Linked DNA regions of Homo sapiens: region 2 is linked to region 1. A link is a loop called in an ENCODE intact Hi-C map of the cell type or tissue named here. Cell type or tissue: dorsolateral prefrontal cortex. All regions are shown on one strand. Region 1 overlaps TRAPPC10 (trafficking protein particle complex subunit 10). Region 2 overlaps PFKL (phosphofructokinase, liver type).

The links. Hi-C counts contacts between places; a loop is a spot of excess contacts. Peaks named below come from ENCODE experiments on the same cell type or tissue, not always from the same donor. Only the 100,000 strongest peaks of a DNase experiment are listed, where the experiment ranks them.
Region 2: a loop joins it to region 1, with 3 times the contacts of the local background. A loop is called at or near these places in 6 of 110 quality-filtered maps.

The regions. Positions count from the first base shown.
Region 1 is chr21:44,022,942-44,027,941 of GRCh38, forward strand. All of the region lies in intron 1 of TRAPPC10 (trafficking protein particle complex subunit 10), which reads left to right. Among named protein-coding and RNA genes, the nearest start is that of TRAPPC10, 13 kb to the left of the region's middle. In dorsolateral prefrontal cortex, no CTCF peak of the experiment used is centred here; a DNase peak (open chromatin) is centred at 2,270; H3K4me3 peaks cover 550 bases; H3K27ac peaks cover 3,426 bases.
Region 2 is chr21:44,320,523-44,325,522 of GRCh38, forward strand. It overlaps PFKL (phosphofructokinase, liver type), which reads left to right. Exons shown (of 22, transcript NM_002626.6): 13 at 1,207-1,353; 14 at 1,611-1,681; 15 at 2,440-2,527; 16 at 3,244-3,396; 17 at 3,969-4,133; 18 at 4,334-4,395; 19 at 4,631-4,742. Among named protein-coding and RNA genes, the nearest start is that of CFAP410, 16 kb to the right of the region's middle. In dorsolateral prefrontal cortex, a CTCF peak has its summit at 2,305; no DNase peak of the experiment used is centred here; H3K27ac peaks cover 285 bases.

The DNA.
Region 1 (5,000 bases):
CTTTTGGAAATTGGCAGCCATTTATTTTCACATCACTAATTCCCTAAAGGTTGCAAAATGGTGATATTCTCATTTCCCTATGTCTTTTTTTTTTTTTTTTTTTTTTTTTGAGACAGAGTCTTGCTCTGTCGCCCATGCTGGAGTGCAGTGGCTCCATCTTGGCTCACTGCAAGTTCCACCTCCCGGGTTCACGCCATTCCCCTGCCTCAGCCTCCCGAGTAGCTGGGACTACAGGTGCCCGCCACCACGCCGGGCTAATTTTTTGTATTTTTAGTAGAGATGGGGTTTCACCGTGTTAGCCAGGATGGTCTCGATCTCCTGACCTCGTCGTGATCCTCCCGCCTCAGCCTCCCAAAGTGCTGGGATTACAGATGTGAGCCACCGCGCCCGGCCTATGTAACCATTTTCAAAGTGAGTTGGTTCACTGGCATCTTTCAGAGGTGATCGGTTGGCGTGTTTTTGTTGTTCGTTTAGTATGGCTGTGAACTTAATCATTATGAACATACTTGATGTGTTACAGTCCATTGCATTGTTGCCTCGTTGGTGAGCAGGTTGTTCTCCCTTTGGCCAGGGAGAGTCTCTTTCATGTTGGGGTCTAAGATAGAGGCATCTTTGTCAGATTCTTTCCTATCTAGCCTGACAAGATGTTCCGGGCTCATTTTGAACATTTAATGCCCTGATCTGCACTTAGCAATTGCCAAGGAGCCCTGATTCCTTTTAGTGAAAAATAGTATTTCAAGACCATAGTCTGCAAGCTTGGGCTCCTAGTTGCTGTGAGGCCTTTTCAATAGGCAGAGCTAGGAATAGCTAGGCATTTTTGTTTGTTTGTTTTTTGTTTTTGTTTTGTTTTGTTTTGAGACAGGCTCTTACTCTGTTGCCCATGCTGTAGTGCAATGGCACGATCTCAGCCCACTGCAACCTCTGCCTCTCAGGTTCAAGAGATTCTTGTGCCTCAGCCTCCCGAGTAGTGAGTAGCTGGGATTACAGGTGCATGCCATCACATCTGGCTAATTTTTATATTTTTAGTAGAGACAGGGTTTCACCGTGTTGGCCAAGCTGGTCTCAAATTCCCGACCTCAGGTGATCCACCCACCTTGGCCTCCCAAAGCATTGGGATTACAGGCGTGAGCCACCGCACCAGCCTAGGAATTGTTCTTTGTTTTTTGTATTTTTAAGATAAAATACATCATAAGTTCACTCTTTTTGATGAAAACTCAGGGCTGCAGGGTTTTAATTAACAGCTCCATCCTCTGTGTTTTCTCTTTTCCACACTGAAAATCCTAATTCTCATGGGTACTTGAGGAGGCTAGAGTTAGAGGTTCCCCAGCTCATGCTGCTTCAGTCACCTGGAGGGCTTGTGGACACACAGATGGCTGGGTCCATTCCCCATTTCTGATTGAACAGGTCTGGGTGGGGCCTGAGAATGAGCATTTCTAACAAATGCCCAGGTGGTGCTGATGCTGAAGGGCCAGGGGCCACTGAATAGAACATCACACGATTGCTCACTTGCTTTCAGTTGCTTTATCCCTCATTACATAGACTCTGAATAACACTATTAACTCCACCATCAACAACAGGACTAGTGAACACAGGTCTAGAACTGTTTTTGACAGTTCTTATTGGCATTTGGATGTATCCCATAAGGAATGAACAGTCAAATTACTGTAGTTTTAAAGTTACTTGTCATAGCTCCTCTCTCTGAGATTATACCACTAAATGTATATGTATACATTTAAGTTCACTTGTTTTATTTTTCCTGATTATTTTTAGGGAAAACCTTGAAAAAATCTAATTGCTTTATAACTATATAAAATATTTACTTCCAAAATTAAATCTACAAAATGAGGTCTATTTAAAGAAGCCTTGTGTATGTTCTGTCCTCTCCATGCTAACTCCTCCCTTCCTGAGTACTCCATCACAGTTTTTATGGTTTTCCTTCCACGTGAAAAACATCCAAACATATTTGTATTTCCCTTTCTTAGCTTAGACATTGCCAGCTGCACACACTGTCCCACCTCACTTTCCCCCGGACTCCACTCCACGCTAGGAGTATGTTGAGATCATTCTCATTCCATGATGTCGATATTCCGTGGTTTATTCTGCCAGTCCCCTCCTGGTGGAATTTGAGTTGTTTTGTGTTTTACTGTTTCCAGTAGTTGTGCACAGATAGCCTGTCTGTGGCCTTTCCGACGGGCCTGTTGGGATGGAGCCCTGCAGGGCGGGTTGCTGGGCTGAGGCAAATGGTTATGTCACTGTGCTGATGCTGCCTCAGCTCCCTCCTGAGTGCTTGCACCATTGGGAAACTGCCTGTAGGCCTCGCTGAGAAGCCAGCCCTTGAACAAAGCCAGTGGCAAAGGGGAAGTCTGGGGAAAGACCAGTTTGGGAACCCTTCTGTCTAAAGCCTTAAGGCATTGGGGTGCCAGGAACAGGAGTGTCTCTTTTTAACTTGTAAATACAGTACTGTGGTTCAAACTGCTACAGTAATGCTGTGTTTATTTAAAAAATGTATACACTGTTAAAGGCTGATTCCTCAGTATTCTTATATTCAGATGCATTTATCCAGTCTTTTTGTTTTTAAACTCTTGAATTTTAAGTTTGCTCTCTGAGGGCTAGAGAAGGCAACTTGTTTCCTTGATTAGAAGAGTTCATTCAACTTCTTAACATTCTTGGCCTGTGTGTTCTTGTCTTTTAAGTTAAAACAGAAAAAGACTGGGACTTTCTGTCTTTTGACTAGTCTTTACGTGTAGTAGTTCCTTTTCTGCAAATTTCCACAGTAGGAAACTTGATGAACACTAATGTATGGGTTTTCTTTTGACCCCACCTACAGTGGGTAGTATTGTCATATGACTGGGTGCTGGGAGAGAGCAGCAGAGGGCAGGGGTGTGTGTGTGTGTGTGTGTGTGTGTGTGTGTGTGTGTGTGTGTGTGTGTGTGTGTGTGTCAGAGGGAAGGTAGAGACCACAGGAAGGACCTGGAGGAGAGCCAGGCTGAATGGGTATAACGTTAAGCCGGCGATGACATGGCAGGGGGTGTACTGAGTACTTCTTTAGACTTGGCCTTTAAACTTGGTGGTGCAGAACTGTGGGAGGGTTCATTTGCTTTACTTCTCAAATATGTGCCTTCTAATGAAGGGAGGACAGTGTCTATGCTAGAAATGTGGAGTTAGTTGCCTAGTCATCTTAGGGGGTGACTAAACCTTGCTTTCTACCTAGAGAATCTGGATAACATCTGGATCCTTTTTTGTGCTTTCTCGTTGACCTTCACTCCCTGCCCCCACCCCCGACTGCGAAGGCTTTTCACGGACAGATACTCTGGCAGGAGCACCGGGGAGGCTTCCATACCCATGATTATGCATTTGATGTTAGTTTTCACCATGAAAGAGCTCCCAATCTGAAGCATTAATTTTCATTACTGCCTCGACATTATACACGAATTATAGCAAATACTTTATGCATTATTGAACAGGCTGAGATGACTTCCCAGTTTGTAATCTCGGATGTTTTTATCGTCCATTTGAAAGCCCGTTTTACCAAAAGCCATTGAAGAGAAATGAATGTATGGCCTATGGGCAAGCACTTGCATTCCTAGGCTTGAAGACGGTGCCCTCTCTAATCCCGTGTTTTCAAACATGAACTGCCTCATAGTGGATTGCAGCTTTCTTTTGTTAATAGGCTTAAAGAATTATTATTTCTGCAAAATTTTCTGTAAAGCAAATCTTAGATAAATTATACATTTCCTTTGACTTTTTTGTTCAAAAATAGAATCATGGAACCTTGCTTGGAGGGCCTTAAAATTAGTTCATCTCTTGTCTAGTCCAGTCACTCCGCTGCTTTTAGTCGCAACTGGGAGATGACCCAGCCCATGGTTGAGGCCCCCAGCTGTGGGACACTTTCTGTCATTCTTCACCCCCCTCCACCCTCAGGGTCTTCTCTCGTAGGCCACAGCATTTCTTGGGTTGAGCTAAATCCATTTCTCTGTCTTTCTCACCCATTAGTGCTCTGGGGCCTACTAAGCCCTACAGAATAAAGCCAGCCTTTGAAAATAAGACAGCCCATTAGGTGGCCGAGGACAGTGTCTTGTTAACAGGTTGAAACACTCCACATGTCTCCAACAATTTAAGATAAAGTGAGATGTATTTTATTAGAAAACTTACTGTTCCTTTTACCAAGATTATGCTAAAGAATTTGAAGAAAAATTGTCCTGTATCAGAGTATCAGCAAATATTCAGACTCCTTATGTCAAGGTTTTTTTTTCCAACATAAATCTCCAAATAGAAGTATTGACCTTGAAAATATATCATGTCAGGTATTTAGGAAAGCGACAAACTGACTGAACATTCTGTTTTGCTTAGCCACTCTCTCAGGGTTATAATTTTGTGATCCTTTTATACTTTTGTATGAGTAAGACCATCACGGCTTTGCACGTTCAAGAATTGGTTCAGTAAAAAACAGATGACAGAAATGTTCACTCTGTCTGCGGAAGGCCTTTTGGAACCCATATTTTCAGCCAACCATTGTTAAAACAACTGCTGCAGAGTAAGTAGTAAACTTGTTAGAATTAAGAAGTTGGGAAGGAGCACTGGGCAGTATTGAGTCCTAAGCCAAGCTACCTGGGTTCGAATCCCAGCCTTGGCGCTCATTTGCTTGATGTTGGGCCAATTAGGGGAGTTCTTGATGTCTTGGTTTCCATATGAGGGTTCAGGGTGAGTATGCGTGAAGTGCCGGGGGCATAGCAGGCGCACGGTGCTGTCTGGAGGGACGGTAAACAGGTGGCCCTTCTCTTGACTGTGTTACCTAGCAGCTGTTCCATGACCCTAATGTGATGGTTTTGGGAGGTGGGGCCTTTGGGAGGTGATTAGGTCATGTGGCTGGAGTCCCCACAAAAGGGATTAGTGCCCTTATAAAAAAGGGCCCCAGAGATCTCCCTTGCCCCTTCCCCCACGTGAGGGCACAGCAAGACCAAGGTACTCAACCTGCTGAAGCCTTGACTCAGACTTACACC
Region 2 (5,000 bases), 300 kb after region 1:
CGAGACCAGCCTGGCCAACATGGTGAAACTCCGTCTCTACTAAAAATACAAAAATTAGCTGGGCGTGGTGGTGGCACATGCCTGTAATCACAGCTACTCAGGAGGCTGAGGCAGGAGAATAGCTTGAACTTGGGAGGTGGAGGGTGCAGTGAGCCGAGATCGTGCCATTGCACTCCAGCCCGGGCGGCAAGAGTGAAACTCTGAAAATAAAATGTTCCCAAACAGCTGAAAACCTCAGGAAATGGGATCTCTCCAAAATAAGGATGAAATGGCTTGTTTCTAAAGTCCTGGGGGACGAGGGTCCTGTAGAGAGAGTCACGGCCAGTGAGGTCCTGGCTCCCAAGCCCCTTGAGCCACAGCCGGAGCTGCAGGCCGGGGCAGACAGCGTGGCCCAGCCTGAGTCTGGTCCTCCCTTCCATGGACATCTTTGGGTGTCCCTGCTGCTCCAGCCTCCTGCTTATCCCCAGAGCTAGTCAGCGGGCTCTACCCTCCGTGGTGGGGCAACCTGGTCTCCACGAACCCAGAACCTGGCAGGGGCGTGACTGGCTTTGTGGGCAGCAGGGCTGGCTCGTACCAGGACCCAGTGGGGCCATGTGGCTATGGAGCCCTTGGGTGTGGCTGCTGCCAAGTGGGATGTGCTGCACGTGACAGGTGCACGCCAGGTTCAGAGCCTCAGCACGGTGGGTGGAGGGGAGGTGGTGGCGGCCGTCACTGGATTCACATGGATGTGGTGGGGTTTTGGGTCCATCAGGTTAAATTAACTGTAGTCCTGATGGGACTGTCTCCATGTCTTTTCCCTTCCCTTAACGTGGCTACTAGAAAACAGGATAGCCAGGGCCCCTTCCTTACTCGTGGCTGTGCACCCCCCACCCTCCCGCCCGCTGCCAGCCCCTTGTGTGGGCACTGACCTGTGTTCCCGCCCGCAAGCCTGGCTTCACAACAGTGCTCGCCCCTTCTGCCTCCTCTGTTGCCTGCGTGCCAGGGGGCCAGGCTTGCACCGTGTCTCTTTTGGTCTTCACCAGAATCTTCTGGAATTAGAACAGATACCGTATTCCCAGGGCAGTTGGGCGGTGTGCTGGGCAGCGTCCAGGCTGCTGGCAGGGCCTGGCCCCTTTTTCCAGAACCTGCCGGCCTGCTGACCTCCTGTGCAGGTTGGGGGTCCCCTCCCCGGCTGTGCCTCACGCTCATCTCCCCTTCTCTCTGAAGTCTAACTTCTCCCTGGCCATCCTGAATGTGGGGGCCCCGGCGGCTGGCATGAATGCGGCCGTGCGCTCGGCGGTGCGGACCGGCATCTCCCATGGACACACAGTATACGTGGTGCACGATGGCTTCGAAGGCCTAGCCAAGGGTCAGGTGGGTCCGGCCGGGGCAAACAAGTGAGGACTTGGGCCTTCTGTGTGCACACTTGGGGCATTTCCTGTGGAAGGCCGGCTGCTGGAGGTGGAGGCTGAGACCTGGGTCCGCGTGTCGGTGCCCACCCGGGCCTGGGTACTCAGCTCTGCCTGCAGCGTGATGCCCAACACTGGCTGGCCCCCGGGCACAGGCCCACCCCTGGGGGGAATTGGCCAGAGGCTCAGGCTGGCCCCTGAAGCTGCATCTCCTCCTGGCAGGTGCAAGAAGTAGGCTGGCACGACGTGGCCGGCTGGTTGGGGCGTGGTGGCTCCATGCTGGGGACCAAGAGGTGAGCTGCCTGCTGCGGGTACCTGGGGGCAGGAGGGCCAGGGCGCAGTATCCAGGCCCTGCAGGTGGGGGCGGCAAGGGGAACCCAGCCCGGGGCCCTGGGCTCGGCCCCTCTTCCTGCTGGTGGTCTGCCCAGAGCAGGCTTCACGCCTCCTGCCTGGGGCTTCCTGGCCTGAGCTCCGCTGTGTAGGGCAGGCTGCTCTGGCGGCCCCATGCCCATGGTGGGCTCTCCGTGGCAAGGAAGCTGGCGAGCGTCTGTCCCTGCCTGGCCAGGCCAGGCAGCCTGCACTGTCAGCACTCTGGCTGAGGCTATGGGCCTGTCTGATGGCTTTTGTCCCAGGGCCTGAGACCCTTCTGTGGGCATGGGGTGGGCACAGTCCCCCTGTGTGACTACAGGGGAAGTTGCTGAGTCCTGAGCCACTGAGTGGCTGCAAGGGCCAGAGGAAGCATCCGCTCCTGCCGCTGAGTGTTGGGCGAGAAAGCCTCGGGCAGGAAGGGGTTCCCACGGGGAGCCCAGCGGGGTGGGGGGTTCACTCGGTTGCCTGGCCGGTGCCTGGTGATGCTGAGTGGTGCCCAGGCGGCTCACGCTGGGCCTGTGTGTCCCTCTCCGTGTGGAGCCACAGCGCCACATCCCGGGCATTGCAGCGACTGCTGACTGGCTCGGGGAACGGCCAAGGCAATGCCTTTCTGTGATCAGATGCAATCTGGACACGCGTCCCCGGGTGCTGCGTGTTCATGCGGATGTGTCTTTGACTGCAGGACCCTGCCCAAGGGCCAGCTGGAGTCCATTGTGGAGAACATCCGCATCTATGGTATTCACGCCCTGCTGGTGGTCGGTGGGTTTGAGGTGAGAGCTGCCCACGGACGAAAAAGCCCCAGGGCACAGGAGACCCAAGGTGTCCTCCCGCCGAGGGGGCCCATCCTGAAAACCCGTGTGCTGGCTGGGCCGATGCAGGGGCCGAGAGGGTCGGGGTTTTAAGTGCTGTGTGTGGGCTCGGGAGGGCACCCGTGTGCCAGCTGGGCTGATGCAGGGGCCGAGAGGGTTGGGGTTTTAAGTGCTGTGTGTGGGCTCGGGAGGGTTCTTTACTTTCTCCGGAAAGCTTCACAAGGTTCCGATTAACCCCAGTGCTGGGGAGGGGCAGGGGAGGAAGGGGACTCGGAAGCTGGAGGACGAGAAAGAAGGGAGGCGGAGGAGGCAGAGGTGTAGGTGCTGGACGGCATCGCTGAACGTGGTGTCCTGGCACTGGGCAAGCTGTCACTAAATAATGAATAAATGACAGCCCTTCCCCCTTGCCCTCCATGGAGTGGATCTGGGGTCAGAGTGGGTTGGAGGAGACTCCTGACCCTCCTTAGAGTCCAGTTTCCCTGGTAGGCATCCTGAGATGACACCAGGCTGACTGCCTGGCCCAGCCCCAGGGGATTGAGCAGGTGGGTCCTGGCGTCCAGCACGGGGCACATGACAGGTCAGCAGGGAGCAGGGCTGGGCGGCCGCCGGCAGAGCCTGTCCCCGGCCCACCCTGGCCTCGGTGCTGCCCTTGACCTGCCCCGTCCCTACTGCTGCAGGCCTATGAAGGGGTGCTGCAGCTGGTGGAGGCTCGCGGGCGCTACGAGGAGCTCTGCATCGTCATGTGTGTCATCCCAGCCACCATCAGCAACAACGTCCCTGGCACCGACTTCAGCCTGGGCTCCGACACTGCTGTAAATGCCGCCATGGAGGTACGGGGCTCCTGGACACCGGCCTGCCATGCCCAGGCCCTTGTGGGGTGGGGCTGAGCCTACGGAGGCTGCTGGAGGGGATAGTGTGTGGTGAGCACCTGGGAGGGCTGCCAGGGTTGGGGTTTGTGGGGCACAGGCCCGGGTGAAGGGGCTCAGCTCCCTGCCATAGCCACTTCCAGGTCCAGGGGGGCCCTGCGTTGTTCCTCGCTACTGTGATGAGCTCAGATGGGGAGACTGAGGCGGGAATGTCCCTGCGCCCCAGTGCTGGGTAGTCTAAGAGCAGCGCCTGGCCTCTGTCCAAGGGTGCCAGGGACACCCCTGCCCACTCACAGCCAGTGTGTGTGCAGGCTGCTGTCCACTGTGCCCTGGGGGGTGGGGTCGCCTGGTTGAGAACCCCTGGTCCTGTGGGGCCCAGGTGGGAGGTGGGCCCAAGCCTGGTGCTGCTGGCTGTCTGGGTGCGTCAGCCCCAGGCTGGCTTTGGAGACACAGGGCTCCCTGCAGGGTAGCCATGCCGACGGCCTACAGGGAAGGGTGGGCACGTGGAGGACCCCCGACCCCCCCTTGTCCCCCAGAGCTGTGACCGCATCAAACAGTCTGCCTCGGGGACCAAGCGCCGTGTGTTCATCGTGGAGACCATGGGGGGTTACTGTGGCTACCTGGCCACCGTGACTGGCATTGCTGTGGGGGCCGACGCCGCCTACGTCTTCGAGGACCCTTTCAACATCCACGACTTAAAGGTGAGCCCAGCCCAGCCCCTGCTGCGGCAGACCTGCCGGCATGCCAGCCTGGGCCCCAGACACTCAGGCCGGCCAGCGCAGGGCAGGGCCCGGGCAGGTGGGACGCGTAGCCCAGTGCTCCTGCTGGCCCCGGATCGCCGGTCAGCCTGGAATTCCCTCCCCACAGTCCTCCGGCTCATCCGTGTCCGCCCCTCCCGCAGGTCAACGTGGAGCACATGACGGAGAAGATGAAGACAGACATTCAGAGGGGCCTGGTGCTGCGGTGAGGCTGCCGTGGGTCCCTGGCCACAGCTGCGCGTCCAACTCTCGGGGCTGGGGTGGGGCTGCTGAGGAGCGGCTGGGCAGGAGAAGGCAGGAGGGGTCCTTGGAGAGGGTGGGCCAGGGCGGCTTTCCTGGGAGCTGCCACTCCCTCTCCCAGGCCTGGCCCAGCGGGGACTCAGGATCGGGGGGAGACCTGAACTCGTTCCCGCCGACTCAGGCCCTGCTGCCCCTCTCAGGAACGAGAAGTGCCATGACTACTACACCACGGAGTTCCTGTACAACCTGTACTCATCAGAGGGCAAGGGCGTCTTCGACTGCAGGACCAATGTCCTGGGCCACCTGCAGCAGGTGTGGGGCAGGGGTGAGGCTCTGAGAGGCCTGCCCCTCTTTCCTGCCACCATCTGTCCCCGGCCCCAGGGGTCCCAGCCCTCACGGGCACCCACGGGCACTCCCGGCAGGCCCTCGGGCACGTGTGCCCTTCCCCAGTGAGGGGACCGAGGCCTGTATCTAGGTGAGGTCTCATTTCAAGAAGGGGTGGGGCTGGGGCTGGAGCCGGGGCCCGAGCCAGGGCATTCACATGCTGAGCCGAGCTCCCCACCCCTGCCA